Regions from separate parts of the Homo sapiens genome. Here regions 2 and 3 are each linked to region 1. Evidence: read pairs that join two places in POLR2A ChIA-PET (ENCODE). Cell type or tissue: GM12878. All regions are shown on one strand. Each heading gives the region's core, and the rest is flanking DNA. Links, peaks and the distances in the headings are about the cores only.

Region 1 (10,252 bases), core at 3,170-8,169:
AACAGCATGGTCAACATGGTGAAACCTCATCTCTACTAAAAATACAAAAAGTTAGCCAGGCGTGGTGGTGCGCACCTGTAATCCCAGCTACTCAGGAGGCTTGAGTCAGGAGAATTGCTTGAAGCTGGGAGGCAGAGGTTGCAGTGAGCTGAGATTATGCCACTGCACTCCAGCCTGGGCGACAGAGCGAGGCTCCGTCTCAAAAAAAAAAGTGTAAGGGAGGATGTGCGTAGGTTATATGCAAACACTATGCCATTTTATATAACAGACTTGTGTAAGCAGATTTCGATATGAGGGTGATGGTCCTGGAACCAATCCCCCAGCCCCACATGCTGAGTGACAACTCGGTACTGTTAAGAAGAAACTTTACTAGCCCAGTGCGGTGGCTCACGCCTGTAATCCCAGCACTCTGGGAGGCTGAAGCGGGAGGATTGCTTGAGCCCAGGAGTTTGAGACCAGGCTGGACAACATGGTGAAACCCTCTCTACTAAAAATACAAAAATCAGCCAGGTGTGGTGGGATGTGCTTGAAATTCCAGCTACTTGGGAGGCTGAGGCAGAGGCTGCAGTGACCTGAGATCACAGCACTGCACTTCAGCGTGGGTGACAGAGCAAGACTGTCACCAAAAAAAGAAAAAGAAAAAGAAAAAAGAAAAAGGAAATTTTATCTGTAATGTCATCTTCCCTTGATTCTCTTCCACCAAAAAATATATAATACTAGAGAATAAAAACATTATACTAATCTAAATTAGGAAATTGATCCCTAAACCCCAATTTACAATCTCTCTGATCTTATCTATAAGGATTTCAGTTGGTAATACTTTCTCTTTCAGCATTTCCTCTCACCGTGGTTGACTTACTACATTAAAATACTAAGATAGGCTGGGCGCAGTGGCTCACACCTGTTAATCCCAGCACTTTGGGAGGACGAGGCGGGTGGATCACAGGGTCAGGAGATCGAGACCATCCTGGCCAACATGGTGAAACCCCATCTCTACTAAAAATACAAAAATTAGCTGGGCATGGTGGCACGTGCCTATAGTCCCAGCTACTCGGGAGGCTGAAACAGGGGAATCACTTGAACCCAGGAGGCAGAGGTTGCAGTGAGCTGAGATCGCACCACTGCGCTCCAGCCTGGACAACAAAGTGAGACTCTGTCTCAAAAAAAAAAAGTCTGGCCAGGCTCTGGGAAGAAACCGATTCTGGATGTGTGTGGTGCCCCTGGTCAAGTGAGGGCAGGACTGCAAAGGGAGCTCACCATCCTCACTCACTGCTTCTGTCAGCATTCCACAGGCTAGGCTCCCTGATAGACACCCTTCGACGTGTATGTTTAGATCAGCCTGACATTAAACACTGCGTAATATCCCACAGTTTAACTCTATCATAATTCACTTAATTAACAAACATAATTTTATTATTTTTTAAAAGAGCATCCTAGTAAATTTCTCCATATCTGCACAAGTATTCTTTTGGATAGACTACCAGATATGGACTTCACAGCTCAATGGTATATGAATTTCAAATTTTGGTAACTTACCGAAAACTTTACCTTCCAAAACATATCAATATATATCCTCTCTGCCCTTTACCATTAATCTATACTAGATTATTAATTTTTAAAATCTTTACTGTTAGCTGGGAGAATATGGATAAGTAAATTTAAAGTATATTCATGCGACGTAATACTATATCTGAGTTAAAATGTGTTCGGAATTGGTGGGTTCTTGGTCTCACTGACTTCAAGAATGAAGCCACGGACCCTTGCGGTGAGTGTTACAGCTTTTAAGGCGGGGCATCTGGAGTTGTTCGTTCCTCCCAGTGGGCTCGTGGTCTTGCTGGGCTCAGGAGTGAAGCTGCAGATCTTCGCGGTGAGTGTTACAGCTCATAAAAGCAGCATGGACCCAAAGAGTGAGCAGCAGCAAGATTTATCGCAAATAGCGAAAGAACAAAGCTCCCACAGTGTGGAAGGGGACCTGAGCAGGTTGCCAATGCTGGCTCGGGCAGCCTGCTTTTATTCTCTTATCTGGCCCCACCCACATCCTGCTGATTGGTAGGACCGAGTGGCCTGTTTCGTCAGGGCGCTGATTGGTGCGTTTACAATCCCTGAGCTAGATACAAAGGTTCTCCACATCCCCATCAGATTAGTTAGATACAGAGTTTCCACACCCAGGTTCTCCAAGGCCCCACTAGAGCAGCTAGATACAGAGTGTCGATTGGTGCATTCACAAACCTTGAGCTAAACTCAGGGTGCTGATTGGTGTGTTTACAAACCTTGAGCTAGATACAGAGTGCCGATTGGTGTATTTACAATCCTTGAGCTAGACATAAAGGTTCTCCACGTCCTCACCAGAGCAGCTAGATACAGAGTGTCGACTGGTGCGCTCACAAACCTTGAGCTAAACACAGGGTGCTGATTGGTGTATTTACAATCCCTGAGCTAGATATAAAGACTCTCCATGTCCCCACCAGACTCAGGAGCCCAGCTGGCTTCACCTAGTGGATCCCGCACCGGGGCTGCAGGTGGAGCTGCCTGCCAGTCCTGCCCCCTGCGCTCGCATTCCTCAGCCCTTGCGTGGTCGATGGGACTGGGCGCCGTGGAGCAGGGGGTGGTGCTCGTCGGAGGCTCGGGCCGCACAGGAGCCCATGGAGTGGGTGGGAGGCTCAGGCATGGCGGGCTGTAGGTCCCGAGCCCTGCCCCGTGGGAAGGCAGCTAAGGCCCGGTGAGAAATCGAGCGCAGCACCGGTGGGCCAGCAGTGCTGGGGGACTCAGTACACCCTCTGCAGCCACTGGCCCGGGTGCTAAGTCCCCCATTGCCTGGGGCCAGCAGGGCTGGCTGGCTGCTCCGAGTGCGGGGCCCACCAAGCCCACGCCCACCTGGAACTCCAGCTGGCCCACAAGCGCCACACGCAGCCCCGGTTCCCGCTCGTGCCTCTCCCTCCACACCTCCCTGCAAGCTGAGGGAGTGGGCTCCGGCCTTGGCCAGCCCAGAAAGGGGCTCCCACAGTGCAGTGGGGGACTGAAGGGATCCTCAAATGCCACCAAAGTGGGAGCCCAGGCAGGGGAGGTGCTGAGAGCAAGCGAGGGCTCTGAGGACTGCCAGCACGCTGTCACCTCTCAAAAGCAAATGAACTACAGCTACACATCAACATAGGCCATTCTCACAAACAATGTGGAATGAATAAAGTACACAGAATAAAGTACAATTCCAGTTACATATAGTATATACTTTTAAAACATTCCAAAATGTTGTTATGGACACATAGCCATATGTGGTGTGATGTTATGATTTTTGTCCACAGTTCTGGTTCATAACTCTCACAGCCTTGTTATGAGGCTGGGGCACTTTACACCTCAGAAAATAATCTCTCTCTTTGCCCTCCTTGCACCTGCCCAAGCCAGGACTCTAATCTGATTGTTGGGTCACAAAACCCTCATTCTGGAGAGGGAGAAAAGCAAAGGTACACTAGACAACAATTTCAGGATGGCAGATACCTCTGGTGGGGAGGCATAGGGAGTAGAAAAAGAAAGAAGAACACAGGGGCTTCAAATGTATTGGTAACATCCTAATTCTTGAAGTCTGTTTTGCTCTTGTTCTTTAAACAATCTTTAGAGACATATACATAAACACACAACTTAGTATATGCATAAGATATTTCATACTGAACAACAGCACCTCATTGTTTAAATTTTGTATTTTCCTAATCAACAATTTCTATGTTTATAAATGTTTATTAGTCATTTTTAAAAAGCTTCTGTAATCTCTGTGCTCATTTTTTTTTTTTTTGAAACAGTGTCTCACTCTGTCACCCAGGTGGATCGCAGTGGTGTGATCACAGCTCACTGCAGCCTTGACCTCCCATGCTCAAGCAATCCTCCCACCTCAGCCTCTTAAGTAGCTGAGACTACAGGCACATGTCACCATGCCCAGATAATTTTTCATTTTTTTGTAGAGTCAGAGTCTCCCTGTGTTGTCAAGGATGATCTCAAACTCCTAGGCTCAAGCGGTCCTCCCATCTTGGCCCCCCAAAGTGCTGGGATTGCAGGCGTGAGCCTGCCACATATTTTTTTCTGTTTTTTTTTTTTATTTGAATTATAGCTGTCTTTAAAGGAGTTCATATCACAAATATTTTCTCCAAATTTGTTATGTTTCTTATCAAATCTTGCTTTTATACTAATTCCAGGTAATTTATCTTTTTTTTTTTTTTTTTTTTTGAGACAGAGTCTCCCTCTGTCGCCCAGGCTGGAGTGCAATGGCGCGATCTCGGCTCACTGCACCCTCCTCCTCCGGGGTTCAAGCAATTCTCCTGCCTCAGCCTCCCGAGTAGCTGGGACTACGGACTGACGCCACCACGCCCGACTAATTTTTTGTATTTTTAGTAGAGACGGGGTTTCACCGTGTTAGCCAGGATGGTCTCGATCTCCTGACCTCGTGATTCGCCCGCCTCGGCCTCCCAAAGTGCTGGGATTACAGGCATGAGCCACCGCACCCGGCCAATTTATCTTACTTCTAAGCACAAACATGGTGTTTAATTATAACTATTATTATCTTTACTATTAATTTCTTTGGATTCCAGTAGATCAGTGCCAAGTGGCTATTCAAACCGGAAGAACTATGTATTTTCTCTTTTTTGAGACAGAGTCTTGCTCTGTCGCCCAGGCTGGAGTGCAGTGGCAGGATCTCAGCTCACTGCAAGCTCCGCCTCCCGGGTTCACGCCATTCTCCTGCCTCAGCCTCCAGAACAGCTGGGACTACAGGTGCCTGCCACAACGCCCGGCTAATTTTGTTTTTGTATTTTTAGCAGAGTCGGGGTTTCACCGTGTTAGCCAGGATGGTCTCGATCTCCTGACCTCATGATCTGCCCGCCTCGGCCTCCCAAAGTGTTGGGATTGCAGGCGTGAGCCACCGCACCCGGCCCAGAGCTATGTATTTTCTGAATGTAAATCATTCACTTAAATGCAAGCAGATAAAAGTTTATTTCTCTTCTCTGCTCCATCCCTCCGTGTCAGTCCCTTAGCTTCATCCACCTGCAAACAGTAAATGCGTTGTGTAGCATTTTAGAGTCCTTTAACCCCATCTCTTTCATCCATACCTACCATGACAGTCCTCGGTCCACCCATATACAGTTCTAGTTCTGAGGTTGTCATGTATTGCTAGCTTAAAACTACTACATTAATGAGTACAGAGTTTCAGTTGGGAAGGATGAAAAAATTCTAAAGATGGATGGTGGTGGTGGCTGTACTACAATATAAATGTATTTAATGCCACAGAACCACACACTTAAAAATATTCAAAATAGTAAATGTCATGCACATTTTACCACACTTTCAAAAACTGCAAACATTCTCTGCCATAAATTTATGCTCCCCAACCTCAGCAGCCTCTCCTTGCTTCTTCCCAGCTTGTATGCTCATGCTTAGTCAACTCTATGATAGATACTCCACTGCTTGTACTATTCCTCTCTGTTCTCTTTTTTCACTCTCTGCTCTGGGGAACAGACCCGGGAGGGGGTTTACAGCTACTCCACTATGCAGAAGATTCCAGTACCAAGTTCCCTTTTCAGTTCATGCTCTCCTTCCTAAATGTCCAGATAGCTACCTCCTTCACTGAAGAAGGGAAGATTGAACTTTATGTTGAAGGATAAGTAGGATTTCATTAGGCATCAAAAGGAGGGAAAGGATATTATTTCAGGCTTTGTAGCAAGGAAATTGGTGGCAGACTTGCAAACACTGTGGTTTACAGAAGTGTTCATCAGTGCCTGCCAAAAGCCTCAGTGGCTGCATACTGCACTTAGAACGCAATCTCAATTTCACAGAAGGCCTGAAGGCTCTACCCCTCATCTCTTGCCACTTTGCTTTCAAAATATGGTTCCTAAACCATGCTCCCTCTATCAATCACCCAAGGTTTTGAGAAGGAAGTCAAGAAAAAATGTTTTCATAAATTTCCACAGGAACCTATTATTTTTTCCAACTTTGAAATAACCATGCAGCTTCCAGAAAAGGCTCCTCTGAGACTTCAAGAAAATAAAACGTTAGTTCTGCCCCTGCCAGGTCACACAAAGGATAAAGTACAGTCAGTTACTTGCTACTAACTTGAGAGAGAAGAAGGAAGGCTTTCATTTCTCTATTTTTTGATGAGCTGCCTGATCCAAATTTCTTCTAATTATCATCTTCCTTCCCCCAAGACCCTAACGCACAGCTTGCTGGGGTAACAGCAGCAACTTGGGCCTTTTGTGTTGGCCCGAATATTCTTAAAGGCCAAATTCAGAATGTGGAAAGAAAAGATACCCTAAATATAACGAGGATCTTCCTGTCTTTTGCAAATCATCCACTCTACGTATCCACCCCCACCCACAACAGATAATGATAATCTTACACATGCAGTTTCTTTTTTAATACAATCTCAGAAGTATATTACAGTAATAATATTCCAAAGAAAAAAGAATATTAGTAGATGCAAATTTAGTCAGCTTTTAAATATCTTTGTAAGTTACTGAATTTGTGGTAGGAAATAAGGTCAAAGATAAAAAGGGAACTAATTTTTTAAAAAACAGCTCATTTCCATCATATGCACGTTTAAATGGGTACTAAATAAATTATAAATTTATTTGCTTGGAATTTTCTAATTATTATTTTGGCAATCTATATATTGTCAACTTTAGTAATCATGTTGAAACAAACAGGTCTTCGGTACTATGCTAAGGATTATAAAATACCTATATAGCCTTTAAGACACAACAGTTCATCAGTAGTGGAACTTAAATAATCTCGTATTAGTAAACAGTTCACTGTTCATGGAGTATGGCTTATCTTCATCCTCTGCACAGGATAGCAGAGGCAAATGTTATTTGCCACAAATGGGTAAGGATTCGAGTTTAAAACAGCAGAAATTAGAGTAACCTATGGCAAACTAGAAAACAATATTTTTTAAAGTAAATGCTAAAACTCAAAAACATTTAAAATCCCTTCTAAAGATGTTGTATTTGTTTATTTACAAAGAATTACTGAGCCCCATATGGGACTCAATATAGTATACAGGACACATTGTTAGGGACTTGGGAATGTTTTTTATAAAGTCCTGCCCATCAGTTCAGCCACACCAGCTTTTTCAGTTCCTGTGACGTTAAGGTCTCTACATATGACTAAGTCTAATTATTCCCTGTGGGTTGTTTCCTTTGAACATTTCTTCACAAACGTAATTAAATATTCATGCAATGTCCTTTTTTTTTTTTTTTTTTGAGACGGAGTCTCGCCGTCGCCAGGCTGGAGTGCAGTGGTGCGATCTTGGCTCACTGTAACCTCCGATTCCCTGGTTCAAGCAATTCTCCTGCCTCAGCCTCCCGAGTAGCTGGAATTAGAGGCATGCCAGCTAATTTTTGTATTTTTAGTAGAGACAGGGTTTTGCCACGTTGGCCAGGATGGTCTCGATCTCCTGACCTCGTGATCCACCCGCCTCGGACTCCCAAAGTGCTGGGATTACAGGTGTGAACCACCGCGCCCAGCCTGCAATGTCCTTTTTTCTAGAGGACAGGGACCCTGTCTGTCCTGTTCATTATTATGGCTCCCATGCACATTGTTTTCAAACACTTTATACAGTCTCATTAAATAGTTCCTTCTCGAGGAACCAAAGGGAGAGCAAACAAGTAAAATAGTAATTGACAAGTTTGGCTGAGGCTCTGTGACTGCTGGAGGTACAGAGCGGAGGGTAAGAGAAGGCTTTCTAGAATACTTTATCTCTAAACTTCTTGAGGGCACATCCCTATCAGAATAAATCCTGGGCATGCATCCCCTAGTATGCATATTCGCACACAATGTAGGTAAGAGTTAGATACAAGCATTCCTGTATTAAGATACACACTTTAAAACACAAAAATAGGCCAGGCGCGGTGGCTCATGCCTGTAATCCCAGCACTTTGGGAGGCCGAGGCGGGTGGATCACGAGGTCAGGAGATCGAGACCATCCTGGCTAACACGGTGAAACCCTATCTCTACTAAAAATACAAAAAAATTAGCCAGGCGTGGTGGTGGGCACCTGTCATCCCAGCTACTCAGGAGGCTGAGGGAGGAGAATGGCGTGAAACCGGGAAGCAGAGCTTGCAGTGAGCCAAGATTGCACCACTGCACTCCAGCCTGGGCGACAGAGCGAGACTCCATCTCTAAAAAAAAAAAACAAAAAACAAAAAAACCCACAATAGAACTTAAAATAGGGCAAGGTAGAGGTAAAAATACTATTGTTAAGAGAACAATGTGACTGAATCTGCTTGTTTTTAAAAAATCTTTTAAGGTAAATGCTAAAACTCAAAAACATTTAAAATCTCTTTAAAGCTCTTGTATTCGTTTATTTAAAAAGAAATTGTAAAATATTTCACAATACAGCAATTTGGAAGAGTAAATCTATCTCAGTTTACTTCCATACTTAGTTTCAATGACTGCCATGAAGAGAGATTCATCGTCCTAAAGGGAAGAAGTCTATCACTGGATGCACTTACTAAGTCACAATACCTATTTTTAAATACCATCTACCAGTTATACAAAGGTTTTTCTCAAAATTATTCTGGCAAATTTCCATCTATAGTAATATCTCAGAAGATATTACATTATTTTTCAAAACTTACTCTAAAACATACTAAAACTATTCAAAGATTTTTTATTTTATTTTATTTTGAGATGGAGTCTTGCTCTGTCACCCAGACTGGAGTGCAGTGGCATGATCTCAGCTCACTGTAGCCTCTGCCTCCTGGGTTCAAGTGATTCTCCTGCTTCAGCCTCCCAAGTAGATGGGACTACAAGTGCACACCACCACGCCCAGCTACTTTTTGTATTTTTTTCTTTTTTAGTAGAAACGGGGTTTCACCATCTTGGCTAGGCTGGTCTCGAACTCCTGACCTCAAGTGATCTGCCTGCCTTGGCCTCCCAAAGTGCTCGGATTACAAGAGTGAGCCACCGTGCCCAGCTTTATTTTTTTATTTTATTTTATTTTTAAGCAGAGGCAAGGTCTTGCTGTGTTGCCCAGGCTGGTCTCAAACTCCTGGCCTCAAGTGATCCTCCTGACTCAGCCTCCCAAAGTGCTGGGAGTTACATGTGTGAGCCAGTGCACCTGGCCGAAGATTTTAAAAGACAGTTAAAAAGATCTGTATGTAAGTTTGAGTGTACTTGCAGAAATAAGTTTTTTAAAAAATAAGATTTTAAAAATAAAAGATACATCCATTGTAGTGATAAAATTACACAATAATGGAACATTTCCAAACAATCATTTCAAAAATGCTCTGTCTATAGTGTACTTTTCTGCTGCTCCTGATTGCAGTTACTTTCTAACTCATTCAAATGTCACCTGTACCTCAAAGGGACAGACTGTGTTTTCCAAATATATCTGCTAAGTAAGAACCTGCTAAATATTTACTGACAGACACTTGTCTTCACATGAAAGGTTAGCAAATGGGCACATGGTGGGGGCGGCGGTGGGGAGGCTTTTTTTTTTTTTTTTTTTTTTTCCTGAGACGGAGTTTTGCTTTTGTTGCCCAGGCTGGAATGCAATGGCATGATCTTGGGCTCACTGCAACCTCTGCCTCCCTGGTTCAAGCGATTCTCCTGCCTCAGCCTCCCGAGTAGCTGGGATTACGGGCATGTGCCACCACACCCGGCTAATTTTTGTATTTTTAGTAGAGACAGAGTTTCTCCATGTTGGTCAGGCTGGTGTCGACCTCCCAACATCAGGTGATCTGCCTGCCTCGGCCTCCCAATGTGCTGGGATTACAGGCGTGAGCTGCCGTGCCTGGCCCTTGTTTTTTTTTTCTTTTGTAAAGAAAAAGATGTAGTATCTTTAGTCTCACAACTTGTTTAAATATCGTGCCATTAAATAGCTTATGATGTTTGTGGTCACTTATTACCAAGTATTGCCAGAATTCCACTATCTAAAATAACATCATCTCAGTCCACTTAACCAGCCATGCTTAAAATGCCATGGACACAAAAACAGACAAGTGAGCTTGCATTGTCCAGTCTCTGTTCTCTCCTCAGAATTCCATACATATACCATATAGATAGATGTATCTGACACATAGATGGAAAAAAATGCTAGAAAAAGGACAAAAATATTAGGAATGCCAGGGCTGGTTTTTTGTTGTTGTTTTTTGAGATGGAGTTTCACTCTTGTTGCCCAGACTGGAGTGAAATGGCGCTATGTTGGCTCACCACAACCTCCGACTACCGGGTTCAAGCGATTGTCCTGCCTCAGCCTCCCAAGTAGCTGTGATTA
Region 2 (10,252 bases), core at 1,699-6,698, 520 kb before region 1:
GAGACTTTAAATTTTTTAATCTTTTTTAAAGTTTCAGAATACAATATATAAAGTTCATTTATTGCCTTACTTTATATTAAAAGGAGGAACCTTTTTTCTTCATGTACCAGAGAATTACATGCATTTTTATGTTCACTAGGGAATAAAACAGAGCTTTTTGTTTGTTTTGTTTCATTTTGCCTTTTTAAAAGAAGTTCTTCTGAGACTAATTTATTGTACCTTTGAGGTTAAAAAATGAATGAATCGCTATGCTATCCATTCAGTCACTAATCCACTCATCCCATGAGTAATCCTTTTGTTGTTAGAATTGGAGTATATTGCAATAGGATGTATCAAATGCCATTATTTCACTTAACAAATTATTTGAAGCTAGAGGTCAGGAGACAGCATAATGTATTCCAGGGGTCCCCAACCCCCAGGCCATGGACCAGTACTGGTCGGTGGCCTGTTAAGAACCGGGCCACACAGCAGGAGGTAAGCAGCAGTCAAGCCAGCATCACCACCTGAGCTCCGCCTCCTGTCAGATCAGCAGAGGCATTAGATTCTCATAGGAGTGTGAACCCTATTGTGAACTGCACATATGAGGGATCTAGGCTGCATGCTCCTTATGAGACTCTAATGCCTGATGATCTGAGGTGGAACAGTTTCACCCCAAAAGCATCCCCCCAACCCCCATCCCCCATCCGTGGAAAAATCATCTTCCTCTAAACCAGTCCCTAGTGCCAAAAAGGTTGGGGCCTGCTGTTGTATTCAATTGAATTTAGAAAGCATTGATTGAACTCCCTCTAATAAAGCACTAGAGCAAGAACTTTGCAAATGCAATGATTGATAAAACAGCATTTCTGCCTTCCGGCCACTCATAGTCTAGCTTTTAAATAACTCTAATACATGACAGTATGTCATAAGTTCTATAACAGACATTCAAACAGGACGTCTTATTCGTGCTTCCATTAGAGTAGTTATCCAAAATATGCCTCATCTAGGTCCTGATCCTGATCCTTATAATTGTCAACTAAGAATAATATGGAAAAACTACTTTTATCAACATCAATTGAGTTTGTTTTCAATACTCTAGTCCTTAGAGATTCATCTGCACCAACACATCAATTGCTGTCATAGACTTCCATACATATCTCCTGCATGCCTACCATGTGCCAAGGGCCATTATTTTAGCAGCACTAGCAGAAAAGACTTATCTAGGTATACTCTATACTCTTGAAATAGTAATAATAATTAACATTCTGCCTTCTGTTTGAGAATGTTCTCTTTTACAACTGAATTCATAAAATCAGAAGAGACGGGCACAAAGTGGTAAAACTGGAAGGTGTTACTACTGTCAACCAGATGTTAGATTTGTCAAATCAGCCCTGACAATCAAATGCCATTTTAGGGTCCTCTCGCCTCCTCCTGCTAGTCCTGCCCAGATTCAATCACACTTCCCACTAACATCTGCAGGCACATAAGAAGCACTATCACAGGTACTTTTTTATGTTACAAATTTTCCCAAAATAAACCTGCCTCAAAAATATATATTACCATTCAAGCTCAATTTCTACAGATAACTTGCTAAGTAACAATTAGCTAATCCAGTAAAGTAATCTGCAGGAGACGACTAATGAAGGCATTTACCTCTGCCTCCTGATCCCTGCCAAATACCTCCTCTTCCAAAGTGTATGGATGCATTCTAAAAGCCATTCTACCTGTTTTCCTCACCTTCCTCCAAATTTTAATGATTGAGTTAAATAGGAAGATTATATTGTTATAGTAATTAATTAAGGAGATATTTGAGGGGACATGGAGTTTCACGATCATTTATATTATGTAAAAGAGTACCCAATAGGCATGTTTATAGAAGATGTAACAATATGGAACAAATACTAAACAGAAAAAGATAGTCATAAATCAAAGATTGTATTCTTTGTCCTGAATAAAAGCCTCTTCCCTGTAAATCCAATACTGCTTTAACACATCCTCTAAGGATTTGAACTTGATCCTTTCCTTAGAATAATTGTCAAAAACATTACCATGCCCTCTGGCTGAAAAACAACTACTGAGCTCTATTCCTATGGGAGGAAAAAATATATTTTGTGCCAATATAATTTTCAAATATCTTAAGAAAATTTAAAGAGATAAATAATGTTCAAAAGGAGTACTGAAAGAAAGTCACATTCTTAATATGTTTGTTTTTCATAAACAGATGTCTGAAAATTAAAAAGTTAAAGGAATCTATTTGGCAGATGTTGGAAAATTGTTTTTATATTTGAAAAATAATTCATATCAATTTATCATTTTTCTTTCAAGCAAAAATTTTTCCTGAGAAATTATGGAGACAGTTTGTCCTGGACTCTACTGCAATGAACCCCAGAAATATTTGATTTTGCATGCAAATATAGATGCTGGTGTATATTTTTGTAAGAACTTTCCCATTTAGAAAAAAATAAATCAGGAAGGCCAAAAACTCTGGTTTTACTGTTTTGAAAGACACCAGGCAACCGAAAAGGAATATCAAAAAAGCATCTAATAAAAGGAAAAAAAAGACAAGCAATTTTCATAAAATCTAGACAGGAGTTGTCAGGAAGCAGAAGAAAAGTCTCCTTAATACTGTTAGAATGAGAGGCCTGAAAGGAACCTGGGTCGTTTATTTAACTTACCGCTAATCTCAATGTCTCAGTTACCTTGCAGTGAGAAAGCCATGCTGTTTGTTCATCTCTCAGGCAGGGAAATATTTCACAACATCCCCCCAAATTACAGCCAATTAGCAAACTTTTGGAGGACATTTAGCTTTGTACATTATGCAAATCTTCCCTTTATGCTTTAAATATATTTATCGGCTTAGTGGAGTTCAAGAATAAGTGGTCATAGCCTCTATATCATGATATTTATGATTCTGGTAACTATGCTGTTCCTAAATTCTTTCTTCTGAGAGCTAAGTAAGCTCAGTTTCATTTATCTTTCTTCATATATATGTCAAGGAAGTCATTTAATATAATCTCTTAAGCATTTGAGTGGCGTGTCTCTGAACCCTGCCAATTTTTTTATATCTCCAATTAAATGGGGAATCTAGATGTCATCAAGATAATGAATATAAAGAAAGATTATCTTGCATCATTTGTATTAGGTTGGGGCAAAAGTAATTGCGGTTTTTGCCATGAAAAGTAATAGCAAAAACCGCAATTACTTTTGCACCACCCTAATAAATTGTGCAGTAATTAACTTAATGGCAATTTTCATTTTAATACCTTTAGTGAAGACTTATGAAAAAATTATTTAGACTCTAAGTTAATCTAGGTTTCCAAAAACAACAAAAACAAAAGTTCCTAGTAACAGTTTGACATATGCTTTCAAAAATTCATCATGGGTTCCAACCCAGATACCAGAGAAACTGGCACTAATTAACCCTCTTGTTATATAAAATAATAATACTGGACTGAATATATGAAAAAACTGCTTTCATATATTGAACAACAGGCAGCATAGGTTCGAATTCTAAGAGGAAACAAATGAAGTAAGCTATACAATTACTGAACTTTTTGCCTGAAGTCGCTTTCAAGACTGCTGCACAGAAAGAGGGAACATGGACTATGGAGGTGTCACTAGGTTGAAGAGACAAAGTGCAGACTTCTGAGATGCAAGGTAGGTAGAATTTGAAGAGCAGAATACCTGAAAGGGAAAAGCCATGAAAGAGAGAATTCTAGAAATCTCTAGCTGACTAATAAGCTTCACATTAGTTAATAATAAGATATATGTGGCTAAGAACAGCTACTAGGGAAAAAACAAATATTAGGGAACTACCAAAGCTTACCCAGGACTGGGAGATATTAAATTCCATCCAGCCAGAAGAAGAAACCTCATTGAACACTGAGGCATTCAGTAGAGACTTTAGAAAGACCACAACTTAGAAGCAGGGTTAACCTAACCCTAGAGTAAAAGTAACTCTAGATGTTTACTAACAAAACTCAGTGGGGTGGGGGAAGCCCAAAGGAATCAAGCTGTTCTTCAAAATGTAACTATTGCCATAACAAAGACCTTTTAAAGAATAGATACAAAATCTAAACACTCGAGAACCAGATAAGTGAAACATAAAAAGGTAAGCCAAAACCAGGAGAAAAATCAATTAATATAAATAAGAAATACACAAATAATAAAGGTGATAGACAAAACATGTTTAAACAGATATTAGAATATATTAAAATTTTTGGCCAGGCACCAGGCACGGTGGCTCATGCCTGTAATCCCAGCCTGTTGGGAGGCCAAAGCAGGCAGATCACTTGAGGTCAGGAGTTTGAGACCAGCCTGGCCAACAAGAGGAAACTGTTTCTACTAAAAATACAAAAATTAGCCAGGTGTGGTGGTGGGCACCTGTAATCCCAGCTACTGAGGAGGCTGAGGCATGAGAATTGCTTGAACCTGGGAGGCAGAGGTTGCAGTGAGCCAAGATCATGCCACTGCACTCCAGCCTGAGTTATAGAGTGAGACTCAGTCTAAAATAAAAAATAATAATAAATAAAATTATATATATATATATTCTTCTGCAAGTACTGCAGAAGAAAAGATTAGTGAACTTAAAGACAAAGCAATTGAAAATATACAAACTAAAGAGAGAAAATAAGGCCAAAAAGGAAAAAGGAAAGAGTCTCAAGATTTATGGGGCACTATCAAATGGTCTAAAATATGTATAAGTGAAGCTCCACTGAAAGAAGAGCAATAAAATAGGTAAAGAAAAATTGACTGAAAATTTTCCAGACTTGTCAAAAAATTTTCAGTCCACAGAACAAAGAAACACAAAGTACCCCAAGTAAGATGAGCACAAAGAAAACTGTGTCAAGGTACAACCTAAACAAATTTGTAAAAACCAGTAATAATGAGGAAGTCTTAAAAGTAGTTTGGGGGAAGAAGGGAAATAAAAAGTTGCTCAACATCGTTAGTCATCAATTCAAAGCATATTAAAACCACAATGAGGTGTTACTATACCCATATACCAAAAAAGATAAAACCAAGCAGGTTGACCATCCCAATAGAGCAACCATACTTCTTATACCATACCATTGCAGAAGTTTAAAATGATACAAGCAACGTCTTAAAAGCTAAACATACATCTACACTATGGCACAGCATTTTCATTATTATGTATTTACCCCATAGAAATAAAAGCAAAGAAAAGAATGTTCCTATCAACTTATTCAACCAAAAACTGAAAACAATCCAAATGTTCAACAACACAATACAAAAACACATTGTGGTGTGTTTACACAACAGAAAACTGCTCAGCATATAAAGAAATTGCCTACTGACACTAAGAACATGAAAAAAAATCCAAAACATTATTCTAAGTAAAAGAAGCCCAACAGAGTATACACTGTATGAATTCATTTGCATGATGTTCTAGAATAGGCAAAACTAACATATGGTTAATAAAAAGTATAGGTTGCCTAAGCTGGGTTGTAGTGAAGGGTTGAATAAGATTTGGTGGGGTACTGCTCTAACAAATACCTAAAAATGTGGAAGTGTCTTAGAATTTGGCAGTAAAGAGAAGCTAGAAAACTACTGAGAAGGCAAGGGAAGAATAAAATAAAAGGATAATAGGATATGCAGCTGTCTTCTAACTGAAATGTTTATAACTGTTATCCTGTACTTATCTCACCATTGTATTTTTGGAGCAGATAACTTGTTTCTTGAGTGTTACAGGTACACAGATGGAGGGAAATTGTACTCCAGGATGGATTATACCAATGGCTTCACGCATACTAAATTTAGATGACTTAAATAATGACTTTGGACTTTTAAGATAATGAGATTTTATACCATGAATTGATGCAATAATTGAGAATTTGTGGGACCTTGGGATGGAGTGAAACTATTTTCTATGTGGGATTGATATGAATTTGGGACACATAGGGCAAACTGTGGTAAGAGGAATAATACCCCCTCCCAAAGGTGTCTATATCTTAATTCCTTCAACCTGTGAATCTGTTACCTTACATGGCAAAAGAGATTGCAAATATTATTAAGTAAAAGACCTTGGGATGAGGAGATTATTCTGGATAAAGTGGAGGCAGGGAAGGGTCCAATCTAGTCACATGGGTCTTTAAGAGTGGAAAACCTCTCCCAGCTATGAAAAAAGGGTGATGTGACTATGGAAAAAATGGTCAGAGAGATGCAACATTATTGGCTTTGGAGATGGAGAAAGGAAGGCATGAGCCACAGAACATGGGCAGCCTCTAGAAGCTGCAAAAAAATCGGGAAACAGATTCTCTCCTAGATCCTCAAGAAAGGAATGCCACCCTGCTGACCTCCTGATTTAGGCTCAGTGAGATGTGTGTTGGACTTCTGACCTATAAAACCATATGATAATAAATACGTGTTGTTTTAAGCCACTAGGTTTGTGGCAAATTGCTACAGTAACAATAGAAAATGACTACAGATTTTGGAACTTAAATATTAATCAGTATTGCTTGATGATATGCTGCTTTACTTATGATCCACTAATTCTTATTTTAAACACAATTATAACAAGTTTAATTCATTTCATACCTGGCCAATGATATTTGAGATGTCAAATAATGCATTATGTGTCCGATTTATGTAGGAAAGTTTAGCATTCCTATCAGTGAACCCATATGCAAGGAATAAGCCATGGGCCTCTATGAAAACAGTGGCCAACAGAAATGTTTATATATTTTAGGTTAAAATAAAATATATATTGTATGTATATAACATTTTTACAAGGCCTATTTTAACAATTTTTAATTAATAATCAACCATCTTGCCTAATATTAGACAAAAAGGACTTCCACTGAATTACTGGAATCAGCTATACTGACAATAGCAAAAAAGCAAAGTTGAAGATCTAAGAATGGGGGAAAAGGGCAATGGAAAATCTTTAAATAATATCCTCAAAATATTAATACACTCAAAGCATAGAAGTCAGGCAAATGGGTTGTTGGAGCACCTGGTTGTATTACTGCATTTCCATGTGATGCAACAACTGACTTTTGTAATAATAAACCTGAGTTGCAAAAACCAAAAACAAAAATTGAGCTAGGGCTTTCCTATATACTAAAGAAACAGAAATACAGTTCTAAGAGATTTTCAGTAAAACAAGCAAAATAAATAAATGTTGATGCTTCAAAGATATTTGATTATTAGATAATTTTCATAAAAATTCTGAAAATGAAAAATAACTAGAAAATATTTGTATCAGCTATTGACAATACAACCTCAGTGCCAGAATGAGACTTTGCCTTCATATTTGCAATTGCAAGATGCTTAGAATCAATTTCTGAGCTTATTTTTCCATAAACTGCACCCCACCCCCCAAAAAAAGCCATCTTTACTTTTACAAAAGAATATTTGTAGACTTGAAGTAACACATTTTTCAAACCCATATTTTACACTAAGAGAAACTAGCATAATATGTCAGTGAATATTTGTTAAGGGGTTTTGTAGACATTAATAATTATTTTTTAATTATTTTCTTTTCTTCTCAGTTTTAATAGAATTCATTGAAAGCTTTTAACCTCTCTGGAATATTTCAACTATATTGAAGTTATTTGTTATTCTGGGTTTTAATGTCATGTTTCTTCTTGTAAAACAATGATTTTGTCATTTGTTACTTTTATATCATTCTCTATTGAATCTAGACTGAGAGAGGCATGGAACAGCAGGCTGTCTATCACAAACAATTATATAAAAGATTTTGAGAAATGGGATTTGCAGACCTTCGAAAAAGAAAACCCTAAACAAGAAGGTTAAAACACTAATTCTGTCAACTTCTGTTGATTTCTAAGAGTCAAGTTAACCACTTCAGGACTGATTACACTCCTTTCCAATTCTCTGAATATATTACAAGTAAAGAGAGGAAAATGAAATAATAATTGCTGTTCCTTTTTAAAGAACACAAATAGAAAACTTGGGTGATTACTCCATTGAAATGGCAAGAGACAAAGAGAGAGTGGGACAGGGAGCGACCCATGCTACCATCATGAATCTAATTTCCTAACACATACCTAAAGAATCCATGTATTTATTCTTTCATGTTGCTGATGATAACAACCTAACTCTGGTCATCAGTTCCCCACTCAATACATTGTCAGAAATTTTCTCCTGAGATGGAAATGCACCCCAAACATTGTAAAAGAATAGACACACATTAAATTATAAGGTCATGTAGTGCAGCATAAAGAACATTGACTTTGGAATGTCAATGGGTTTGAATCTCAATCCCAGTTCCTATTAGTTATGTGAACATAAGCAAGTTCCTTAATTCCTGTGTCTTTTTCTTTTTCTGTGAAAGAGCTATAATAATATGACTAGAACTTAGATTTGCATGATTTAATTAGATGATTTGCAAGAAGATGGGACTCAGTGTACTTTGCAATATGTTTTATCTCCTCCAATTCATTTCTTCCAGCTCTTCAACAGTCAAAATCTGTGAGAATCATGTTCTTCATGATATAAAGGGTAACATGAAAAAAGCACTGCAACCCAAAACTTCTAACGTGTTTGACACTTTGTTTAATTTAAATGTTAAATAATAGAAATGTTTAATATAATGTTAAATATAGAATTCATTTTTAATAACTTCAATTGGAGTATGGAAAATATAGATTATTCTTTAAAAGCTTACAACTTTGGTATTTAGCAGATTATCATATATTAAAGTTATAAAGCATTTGTCTTTATTTTTGATTTTAGCAAGATCCTCTTCAAAAGTCATGTTAAGTTTGAGTCTCTTATGTTAAGATAAGGTCATTGAAGTGAATACCAACAGAAAACAAAGTATAGGAAATTAGGAATCATGAAAAAAGACAAGAAAATTTGGTATTCTATGGCCTATAAAGTATATGATGCAAAGGTAATATGTAGCTATTTCCATTCTATTTCCACTTTAAATTACTAACTTTTGTGGATTCAATAAGTTAATATTATTTTTACTCATTTCTCCTCTAATTTCCTAAGAGTTCAACATGAAGGTTTTTAAGCCAAAGCATTAACTTTCTTCCCCAATCAAGGAAGATTGGAGATGTGTTACTACAAACACAGGGAGAAAAGTCTACTTGATATCCACCAAAGCAAGAGGTTGGGTGATTTTTCATACATTTTTGATTATCTAAGCCATGGGTTCATGGACAACTTAAGGCTGCTCTGCTCCAGTGAAGATATATTCCTGGTATTAAATAAATACCCTTTGACTACAGGACGAAGTATAAGTTACTTATAAAGAAGATATTTCTAAATTGAATGCCCTATCAAAGAAGATTTTTTTACTTTTGCCTAGAATTCTTTAAGAAAATGATAGCTAGCCATGTTTCTTATTTATTTCATTCTAGACCTGGTTGTATGAGGCAAACTGGACAAATGTTCGTAAACAGAACTCTCTAGTTATATAACTTACAGAGCTTGGGGATCATGGTGGATGGGAGGCAGGACTAGATTGCAGCTATGGACAGAGCAGTATGCAGAGGCTAGCACTGAATTTTTAGCTCCATATCAACTGCAAGAAAAAAAAAAAGCCATCCTGAGAGGACCCACAGACCCTCTGAAGGAAATGGACTGCTCCTGTAGGACCCAGGAGACACCCCAAATACTCTGGGAGGTGGAAAGCCTGGGGCAAGTTTTCAAGCCCATCTCGCCCTCTGCCTGGAAACAGACTTGGGTCTGTTGCGAGGGGCACAGTGGGAGTGAGACCTGCCCCTCCATTTGCGTGGGAGCTGGGTAAGGCCTGTGACTGATGCCTTTCTCCCACTTCCCTGACAACCTGCATGACTCAGCAGAGGCAACCATAATCCTCCTAGCTACACAACTCCAGTGACCTGGAAATCTCACCCCCATCCCCAACAGCAGCCCTAGCAAGACCTGCCCAAAGAGATTCTGAGTCCAGACATACCTAGTCCCACCCCTACCTGATGGGCCTTCCCTACCCACCCTGATAGCAGAAAACAAAGGGTATATACTCTTGGGAGTTCTAGGGCCCTGCCCACCGCTGGTCCCTCTCCACACTATCACAGCTGATCCTTTCTGGAAAGCACCACTCCTTGACAGGAGGCCAACCAGCACAAAAATAGAGCATTAAACCACCAAAGCTAAGGACCCTCATGGATTCCATTGTACCTTCCACCACCCTCCCTGGAACCGGCACTGGTATCCATGGCTGAGAGACCCATAAACAGTTTACATCACAGGACTCTGTGCAGACAACCCCCAATACCAGCCTAGAGCTGGGTAGACTTGCTGGGTGGCTAGACCCAGAAGA
Region 3 (10,252 bases), core at 2,475-7,474, 95 kb before region 1:
GTAAATAAGAAATTTTAGACAGAATAACCATATTTCCAACAAGAATTGGGAGGTATCCAGTACCGTGTTGGATATGTTATAAAGTGATGATTGCCTGTACTTAAGAAAATTCCTCACCAATTAGCCCCATCTTGATGAGAAAATAGCCCAACTGGCTAAAGGAGGACTGAAAGTATCCATTCAGGCAAACTAAGAAACCTGAGAAATATCTACCCTGTAGTTAGACACGTGTCTTGGGTTTGCAGATGGAAGTGTGCTGAAGTTTCAGAGTTAGCAACGCCTTCATTCTTTCTGCAATGAAAACTATGATGATCAGAACTACTGATGAGGCTGGACGCAGTGGCTCATGCCTGTAATCCCAGCACTTTGGAAGGCCAAGGCGGGTGGATCACCTGAGGTCAGTTCAAGACTAGCCTGGCCAAAATGGCGAAACCCCATCTACACTAAAAATACAAAAGTTAGTCGGGCTTGGTGGCAGGCACCTATAGTCCCAGCTACTCGGGAGGCTGAGGCACAAAAATCGCTTGAACCCAGGGTATGGAGGTTGCAGTGGGCCAAGATCATGCCATTGCACTCCAGCCTGGGCAACAGAGTGAGACTCTGTCTCCAAAAAAAAAAAAAAAGTGTTCCCTGTTGCCAGGGCCAGTAGCTCAGTAAATCAACCACTGAGTGAGGACTCAGTCAAGAGCCTTCAGCAGAGCATCATATATTCTGCCCTTGGGTTTGAGGGGCTAGGGCCCAAACCCACCATGAGGTAGGGAAACAATGACACTCAAAGGCAAGTTTCAAATGCTACCTGCTCCCTAAGGAAAAGGAAGTTCAGTATATATTCTCTGTGGAAAAGCAAATAACTGGCTGTTTCTTCAAACTTTCCCAGCCTGCCCACATTCCAAAACTGTAAATTCACCAATTCTTGGACTCCCTGGGCACAGATTCCTGTTAAAATGATTTCTCTTTTTAAAATCTGAAATTTCAGCTTTTAGGCAGTTACTAAGTATGAATATCCAGGGTAAATTCACCTGAGCAGCCAGAAACATAAGCTAATGATGGAAAGGAGCAGAAAAACATTCTGAGTCTCCGTGGATTCTGGGATATTGACACCACTACAGCTAGGATTGGTTCTTCACCCTCTGCTCTGTGACCTCCTGAAGCATCCAAATTTTTACCAGGCCATGCATTAGAACAATAAATGGATGACTTATTATTATTATTGTTATTATTTTTTGAGACAGAGTCTCGCTCTGTTGCCCAGGCTGGAGTGCAGGAACAGGATCATGCCTGGCTAATTTTTGTAGTTTTAGCAAAGACGGGGGTTTTGCCATGTTGGCCAGGCTGGTCTAGAACTCCTAATCTCAAGTGATCCTCCTACCTCAGCCTCCCAAAGTGTTGGGATTACAGGTGTGAGCCACCAAGCCCAGCTTGGATGACTGTTTTCTAAAGCAGGTATTTCAAAACCTGACAGCACTCTGTATTCCAGGGGTTCATGCGTGAGGTAGCTATGATCAACTGCAGTCGTTCTCATGGATTTTTATCCTTTAAAAATGGTTATGGGCCGGGTGTGGTGGCTCATGCCTGTAATCCCAGCACTTTGAGAGGCTGAGGCGGGCAGATCACCTGAGGTCAGGAGTTCGAGACCAGCCTGGTCAACATGGTGAAACCCTGTCTCTATTAAAAATACAAAAATTAGCTCGGGAGGCTGAGGTAGGAGAATGGCGTGAACCCGGGAGGCGGAGCTTGCAGTGAGCCGAGATCAGGGCACTGCACTCCAGCCTGGGAGACAGAGCGAGACTCCGTCTCAAAAAAAAAAAAAAAAAAAAAATTAGCCAGGTGTGGTGGCAGGCGCCTGTAATCCCAGCTACTCAGGAGGCTGAGCCAGGAGAATAGCTTGAACCTGGGAGGCAGAGGCTGCAGTGAGCCGAGACTGCACCATTGCCCTCCAGTCTGGCCAATGAGAGCGAAACTCCATCTCAAAAAAAAAAAAAAAAAAAAAAAGAAAGAAAAAAAATGGTTATGGCTAGGGGAATGTTAGCCAGAACTCCAAACCTTTCTCTCCCAATCAATAAATAAAAATATAAGAAGAGCCATACCTTCTAGAAGTCCTGGTTGCCAGAGGCCACCTGAGCCCCTAATGGCTCCCTTCATGTATCCTGCAACTATGGTGGCGGTAGTTTTACCCTTACCACCTTGCCTCTTATGAACATTTCTTTTCATTTGATTGCCCCTAAGGCCCTAAAATGTAGAGTATCTGAAAGACTCAGAGATTAGCATGGAATAATAAGCATCAATAAACATTTGTGGACCAAAAGGAGGAGTGAACATAGGATTAGGAGAGAACCTTTTACTGTAAGTCAAGACTTGATGGCAATAATTTCATCCTCTGAGTACCCTGTATTTCTGAAGAGTTAATCAATTTACTGAATGCTTATTGTCTACAAACCACTGTCCTAGGCACTATGGAGGAATCAAGAGAGGGGAGACATGACTCCTGCTTTTCAAGAACCTACAGCTCTGCATTTACATCCAACCAGAGTTCCAGAGATATGCAGCATTCACTTGAGAAAAACCCTCAGAGCCATTCTATTTTAATGATTCATTCTGTTGCCTGATTTTGGAAAGCAGTGTGATAGAAATGGTTCCCTTACCTGGCCTGCAGTTCCAGTGTTCTCTCTTTCCCAGACACCTGGAAAGTATGTGGATATTCTTCATTTTGAGTCTCTACAATTTTCATTCCATCAATGCCAACCCTGGTTCGAACTGTGAATTTAGAGCCTACCAAGCTGAATTTGGGCACACAGTACAGCAACATGTTGTTGAACTGCAAGGAACGAGAACATATATCAGTAAAGAAAAGAAATAGGGGAAACTGATCAGGTTTTTTTTTGAGACAGAGTCTCACTCTGTTGCCCAGGCTGGAGTGTAATAGTGTGACCTTGGCTCATTGTAAGCTCTGCCTCCCGGGTTCACGCCATTCTCCTGCCTCAGCCTCCCGGGTAGCTGGGACTACAGGCACCCGCCACCACGTCCGGCTAATTTTTTTTTTGTATTTTTAGTAGAGACAGGGTTTCACTGTGTTAGCCAGGATGGTCTCGATCTCCTGACCTCGTGATCCGCCCGCCTCAGCCTCCCAAAGTGCTGGGATTACAGGTGTGAGCCACCGCACCCGGCTGGAAACAGATCAATTTTAAAGGTAGCCCTAGACAAAAATTCTAAGTAATTTCTAGACAACACAGTACTTCCTGCATGAGAAAAATTATTTACTAAAACACTGAGGTTTATGCTTGTATAAAAAATCATATTCCTACATTTTGAAAAATATATTTCCCATTCATGGCTTATACATATTTTATTGATATTTATGTAAATTAATAATTTTGTACTACTGCACTAAGTAAATTAGTTCAATAAATTCACAACAAATTACTAAGGACCTTTGATATACCAGGAGCTTAATTTCTTAACTTTGTAAGTTCTTAAACACAAGAATTTCTCATTGATGTATCTTAGAGGGCAAGTCTAAAACAAGGTGTTAGAAGACAGTAATATTTAGCAATTATGATTATATCTGAGAGAGGGTCTCACTCTATCACCCAGGCTACAGGACTCACTGCAGTCTTTAACTTCTGGGTTCAAGTCATCCTTCTGCCTCAGCCTTCTGAGTAGGTGGGACTATAGAAACACACCACCATACCCAGCTAGTTTTTCTTAGTAGAGATGAGGTCTTGCTATGTTGCCCAGGCTGGTCTTGAACTCCTGAACTCAAGCAATCCTCCTGCCTTGGCCTCCCAAAGTCCTGGGATTACAGGCGTGAACCACCATGCCCGGCCTCAATTAAAAAATTTTTTTTGTAGATACAGGGTCTAGCTATGTTGCCCAGCCTGGTCTTTAACTCCTGGTCTCAAATAATACTCTCACCTCAGCCTCCCGAAGTGCTGGGATTATAGTGTGAGACATAGCATCTGGTCAGCAATTTTTTTTTTAAACCAGACTGTTTAATGTTAAGCTTTTAAAAAATAGCCTATTTATTAGTTCAAATCTCATTAGAACACGTGAAAAAAAGCTCCAAAAGGTTTTTAATCACCATCCATATCATCGTCTGATTAAGGCCACAGCTTGCTTGCTAAGTTTTTCCTGTTAACACTTCTTTCCCTCTTCTATCAAGGACTTCTCAGGAGGATATTTGGTTGAAGCTGTGAATGTTGCAGGAGCTACAGAGCCACCAGCACAAGGGACAGAGGTCACACATTCCAGCCACCAACAATAACCAAATTGTTCCTGCAAACTGAGTGACAAATGTAATGGTATGGCATAAAATTTGTGAGTTATCCGATACTTGTCCTCAAGTTGGCTTTATAAGTTCAGCACTCATGCTGTTTTATAGAAATAAGTCCATGAATATGAAGGTTCTTAGCATTTGCCATTTGTAGTTACGCTCACATGACAGATTATCTTATAAATGTGTATGTTTCTCCTTCCCTTTCATGCTTTCAGGACTACATCCCCTCTATTATATTCTCCCTAAATGGGACTTCACATTCTAAACTGTCAAAAATCCTATATGAATCTTAAAATAGTTCTGATCACAATATGATGCTAGTCAATAAATATCCTTTTCCTCTTCGCATAGGTGAAGGTGGGAGCTCCCGCACGATAGAAAACATTGCTTACAAAGAAGATTATGTCATATATAGGAAGAAACCAAGTAGCTAGCCCTGTTCCCTCCATGAACCTTGTTCCTGTAGCAAAAGCCACCACCACCTTTCACAAATAATTACTTCTCTTTGGGTTTCCCCAGATACTGAAAAAAGAAGTTATAGCAACTATGGCATGAAGAACATTGACTTTCCCTTTCAGGGTAGGAGATTCCCTTTTATTTCATGCCCATAGCTTAGAAGTAGTGATTGGTGAAGCAATCTCAGACTAGCGAGGCAATTTCTAGAAGTCCTAGGTTGTGATTAAAAACTACAAGCCTCAATATTATTAAAAACACAGGGAGGGTCTTTCTTGATCTCTACTGTTCAAGTATTTATTTCAAGCCTCTAAAAATATATTTGACTGAAATAATTCAATTTGTTTTCTCACCAGTGACAATTTCATTAATGTTTGTTTTCAAAGGTAATAGGATACTGGTGGAGAAAATTTCTAGTGCTCGTTCTGTGTTCAAAGATTAAATAAGGGAAAAATTATCTGCATCTATCAAATTCCAAGGAAATAAGGAACAGAAAACTCCAAAGAGCCAAGAATAAAAAGTCTTGGTTGTTTTGTGGGATAATTTGGTGATTTTATTTTATTTTTTAACTTTTGGATGTCAGACAGTTTATTTCAAGAGTAGCTGCCATGGTTTGAATGTGTAAAAAGCGTGTGTTGGAAACTTAATCCCTAATGCAGAAGTGTTGGGAGATGGGGCTTAATGGTAAGTGTTTGGGTCATGAAGACCCCAATAATCTATGAATTAATCCAGGAATGGATTAATGCTGATTATAAAAGGGCTTGAGGCCATGAGGTGGATTTCTTGCTCTCTCTCTCTCTCTCACCATGTGATGCCTGCCTTCTGCATGTTATGATGCAGTAAGAAGGCCCTCACCAGATGCCAGCCCCGCAATCTTGGACTTCCCAGCCTCCAGAACTGCAGAAAATAAACCCCTGTTCTTTATAAATTAGCCAGTCTCAGGTGTTCTGTGATAGCAACATGAAATGGCTTACATTAAACAGCATCCTACATTAACATAAAAAACAATGAAAAAGTATGGTATGGAGGCATGAAAATATGCAAACACATGAAGATCATTTAAAAGCAGATAGCAGATTCTAAATACAGTTTGGTTTTCCAGACAAATGTATTATCTCAAGTGTAGGAAACAGAAAACTAGCCCTCATTACCTTTCTAGAGAGAAAAGAAAATAAAAATGGTGCTTCTGAAGTTTCTACAAGTAAAAGAACAAGAGGTTCCATGGGAATAAATGTGCACTGGCAAGGCAAGATTCTGTGACAAGCACAGCACTGGAGAGGGTGGATGAAAAGAACCAACATGACACTGGAAATGTTTCTAAGATGGTCTTCAAAGAATAAATGTGGCTCTCCTAAAATTCCTGCCATGTGACCTCATTCTCCTGGGAGGCAACGGCATATGTTTGATGGCTTAAAGTAACTGGAACAGGAGGGGTCTTTTCCTCAGTCACTGACTGCCACTTTCCCCAAGGTTCTTTGCCACCTGGACTCCAAAGAGCTGTTTAATTCAGCTCTGCCTCAAGATATTCAACAGAAACCTCTTTCCAAAACAACTCCCAGAAGTGAAAATTAGGCCGAGGCAATTGGTTAGACCCAGAGCTCAGAGTTTAACTGCAGAGGCTGTCACATTAATGAGGAAGAGGAGAAAGGAAAATGATCCTAGCAACTGAAAGGCAAAGACAGAGGAAAGACATTGGCTCCTGGTTATGTTGCCTAGAATGATGTATTAAGCACGTCTTTTTATTAAGTATTTTTGATTTTAGGCATCTTAAGGCCTTGTTGACACTGACAGGACTGCCCCTCCCAGGATTACCCGATTCCTAGAGAGAGTAACACGCCTTTCATGTGGAAACCAACCAAGTCAGAACTCACACCCGCAGTCACCCCCTGTATTAAACACTTACTCTCTGGGACACTATTCTCCTGCCCCAATCACCTCAGGGCCAGGACAACAGCCCCTAACCCCTAAAGAAATTATTCCAACTAGCCAATCCTAATCCTGGTGCTCTGTCTTGCCCATTCCTTCCTGCAGAAACCACAATAAAGGCTCTTGCCCACGTTTTCTGCTTGCTCCTCTGCCTCCTGACGCTGGTGCTTCCCCACTGCTCTCCCGCTTCATATGCCACACCCCCACCCCACCCCGATCTGCCCTTCCGATGGCAGTCATGTGATCTTTTATAATAGACCTCTGAAGAAGACTCTGAACCCTAACATGACACATCCTTGTTTTCTATTTAGCTATCTATATTACCCGTGAAAGAAGTACTTGTGTTTAGCACAAATGAGAACTTTTATAGTTAATCTGGTAAAAATACACATTTTTAAATTATGAAGATATTCACATACCATAAAATTTACTCTTTTAAAATGTACAAATCATGGTTTTTAGGATAGTTGTAAATTGTGCAACTATCACCAATTCCAGAACATTTTATGTCTCTAAAAGGAAACCTCATATCCATTTTCCATTCCTTGCTAGTCTTAGGGAACCACCAATTACATCCTCTCTCTATGCATTTGCTTTTTCTGGACATTTCATATAAATAGAACCATACTGTATATGGTCTGTTGTAACTGGCATCTTTCACTTGACACAACATTTTAAGGTTAATCCATGTAGCATATATAAGTTTTTATTCCTTTTTCTCGACATATACTATTTCATTGCATGAACATACCACATTTTGTTTACCTATTCAGTTAATGGACATTTAGGTTGTCTCAAATTTTTTGGCTATTATGAATAATGCTGTTATGGACAAAGATGTGCAAGTTTTTGTGCAGACACATGTTTTCAATTTTCTTGAGTTATAAAAACTTGGAGTAGAACTAGTGGGTCATATAGCAACCAAATTCTTTTAAAAACATGACTGACACAAAAAGACTTTTAAAAGTTTGTGGAAAAATGGAATTAAAAGAAAAAATTTATTTCAACCTAAGCTCTACCAAGTTCAATTTTGTAATCAATGATAGCAGCCATTTAATCCATCCTAAAGAACTGAGGGTCTTGAGAATTTTACCATGGCAATGCAGTAGTTTTTACACTATTAACTGAAGAAAATGGGTGTCCTTTATAGATTCTTTAAGATTAGGAAACAAAAAGAAGTCAGAGGACTGTAAGGTGTACGCTTAATGATTCTCTGTCAAAACTCTCGAAAAATTGCCCTTGTTTGATGAGAATAATGAGCAAGAACATTGTCATGGTTTAGAAGGACTCTTTGGAGAAGCTTTCCTGGGTGTTTTTCTGCTAAAATCTTTTGCTAGTTTTCTCCAAGTCATCTCATAATAAGCAGATGTTATTGTTCTTTGGCCCTCGAGAAAGTCAGCAGGCATATTGCCTTGAGCATCCCAAAAAACCCCTGCCATGACCTTTGCTCTTGACTGGACCTCTTTTGCTTTGACTGGACCACTTCTACCTGTTGGTAACCATTGCTCTGATTGTGTTTTGTCTTCAGGATCGTACTGGGAAAGCCATGTTTCATCTCCTGTTACAATTTATTGTAGAAATGCTTTAGAAGCTTGATGCCACTTATTTAAGATTTCCACCAAAAGTTCTGCTCTTGTCTGCAGCTGATCTGGGTGCAACATTTTTGGTACCCATTGAGTGGAAAGTTGCTTAACTTTAATTTTTCGGTCAGACTTGTGCAAGATGAACCCCAATGAGATGTCTGTGGTATTGGCTACTGCTTCTGCTGTTCATTGTCAGTCCTCTTCAATTAGGGCAGGAAAAAGATGAACTTTTTCCTAGCAAAAGGATGTGGATGGTCTGCTGCTGCAGGTTTCATCTTCAACAATGTCTTGTCCCTTCTTAAAATTAGTTACCCATTTGTAAACTGCTGATTTCTTTGCGGCATTGTCTCCATTAACTTTTCATGAAGTGTCAATGATTTTATCATTTTTGCATCCAAACTTCACCGTAAGTTTGATGTTTGTTCTTGCTTCAATTTTAACAGAATTCATGTTGCTTTGATAGGGGCTCTTTTCAACCTGATGTCTTTATTTTTTATTTATTTATTTTTCTGAGACAGGGTCTCACTCTGTCACCCAGGCTGGGTGGCATGGTCATACCTCAGTGCAGCCTTGGAACTCTTTGGCTCAAGAGATCCTCCTGCCTCAGTAGCTAGGATCCTCCTCCTCTCAAGTAGCTAGGAGTACAGGTGCAAGCTACCATGCCCAGCTAATTTTTAAATTTTTTGTAGAGACAGGGAGGTCTCTGTATGTTACCCAGGTTGGTCTTGAACTCCTAAGCTCAAGCCATCTTCCTGTCTCAACTTCCCAAAGTGCTGGTATTAGAGGTATGAGCCACTGTGCCTGGCCTCAAACTGATGTCTTATCCTTCTTAGTGCCCCAAACCAGATACTGTTCAGACATGTTATAACAAGTTACTATGGGTTTATTTTGTTGCAAAAAAAGCTTTGAAATCTACGCATAGTTTTTTCATAACATGCATTTTCCATGAACTTTTTCAAGACCCCTTGTACTGAACACCCCTCTGCATGACAATTAGTTCCTAAGTTTTCCTTTCAATGGAGACTGGAAACAGACACAGAAGCCTCTAAGCCCCCATGACAACTCATGCTATGGTGGGTGAGATGACTGCCTCAGAGCAGAAAAGTCAGACATGAATAACATCCTAAGAACGTACTGTATGCCAGTCACCAGGCAGCCTTTTCACCCATGTGTCTGTTTCTCTTTAATAACAATTAGAATGAAAGCTAACGTTTATTAAGCTATTATTCAATGTTAGCTTATTCTTTGTCAATGCATATTATTATGATTCTTATTATCATCTTATTAGATATAGAAAGGAATTGAAATTCATTAGGATAACAAAGAGTAAAGGTCAGGTGGACAGAATCCAAAGAAAAAAAAATTGTCTGGATGCCCCAGGAAGTGCTCTTATATTTGAGATAAGCCCCAGACTGTCATTTCCAGGAAGTGAAGGAAAGGGTCAAGGACTGACTGCAGTGAGAAAGAACTGTGTAGAGAACTCATGTACTTTTCCCATAGATATTTTAGACACAAGACTTACAACCAGGCTTATATATATTTTTAGCCTAGAAAGATTAAAAATAGTGACTACAGAGGATTAGGAAGAGAATTGATGTCAGGAAATGATACACCAACAAAATATCCAGGAAATGGTACCCAATTACCTGAGAATGAAATGAAAGAGAAAATCTGAAACAAGCAAAAGGAGGATTTCCGAAAGTATCATATCCCACGTGTGTAAAGTTAAATTGTTGTCAGTATGTGCTACTGAAGTAAATTATACTGTCAAAGGATCCTTGGGGTGTTGCTTTGTCAGCTGGACACCTTTGTGGCCAGTGGCTCCTTTGCCTGAGTTCTGCTTGGGCCTGCTGGGCTCATTCTGCCCATTCGGCCTGGCAGGCTGCGCTTGGTTTGTGCTACCAGCCCAGATCCCAGGCCTGCCAAAGGCGAGCCTGGAGCAGCAAGGGGTACGTGAATGAGCGAGCACAGGGTCCGGGTCACGCGCACAGCCAGGCATGCTGGCTACAGCAATGGG

Evidence for each region. Peaks named below come from ENCODE experiments on the same cell type or tissue, not always from the same donor. Only the 100,000 strongest peaks of a DNase experiment are listed, where the experiment ranks them.
Region 2: POLR2A ChIA-PET joins it to region 1 with 5 read pairs; 2 of 35 experiments call an interaction of 5 or more read pairs at or near these places.
Region 3: POLR2A ChIA-PET joins it to region 1 with 5 read pairs; 3 of 35 experiments call an interaction of 5 or more read pairs at or near these places.

Annotation. Positions count from the first base shown.
Region 1 is chr12:32,518,356-32,528,607 of GRCh38, reverse strand. All of the region lies in intron 1 of FGD4 (FYVE, RhoGEF and PH domain containing 4), which reads right to left. Among named protein-coding and RNA genes, the nearest start is that of FGD4, 120 kb to the right of the region's middle. RefSeq lists an enhancer at 4,720-5,220. In GM12878, for the core only: no CTCF peak of the experiment used is centred there; DNase peaks (open chromatin) are centred at 5,467 and 5,577.
Region 2 is chr12:33,034,680-33,044,931 of GRCh38, reverse strand. No RefSeq gene overlaps it. Among named protein-coding and RNA genes, the nearest start is that of PKP2, 140 kb to the right of the region's middle. In GM12878, for the core only: no CTCF peak of the experiment used is centred there; no DNase peak of the experiment used is centred there.
Region 3 is chr12:32,612,261-32,622,512 of GRCh38, reverse strand. It overlaps FGD4 (FYVE, RhoGEF and PH domain containing 4), which reads right to left. Exons shown (of 17, transcript NM_001370298.3): 11 at 2,643-2,815. Among named protein-coding and RNA genes, the nearest start is that of DNM1L, 62 kb to the left of the region's middle. In GM12878, for the core only: no CTCF peak of the experiment used is centred there; a DNase peak (open chromatin) is centred at 4,743.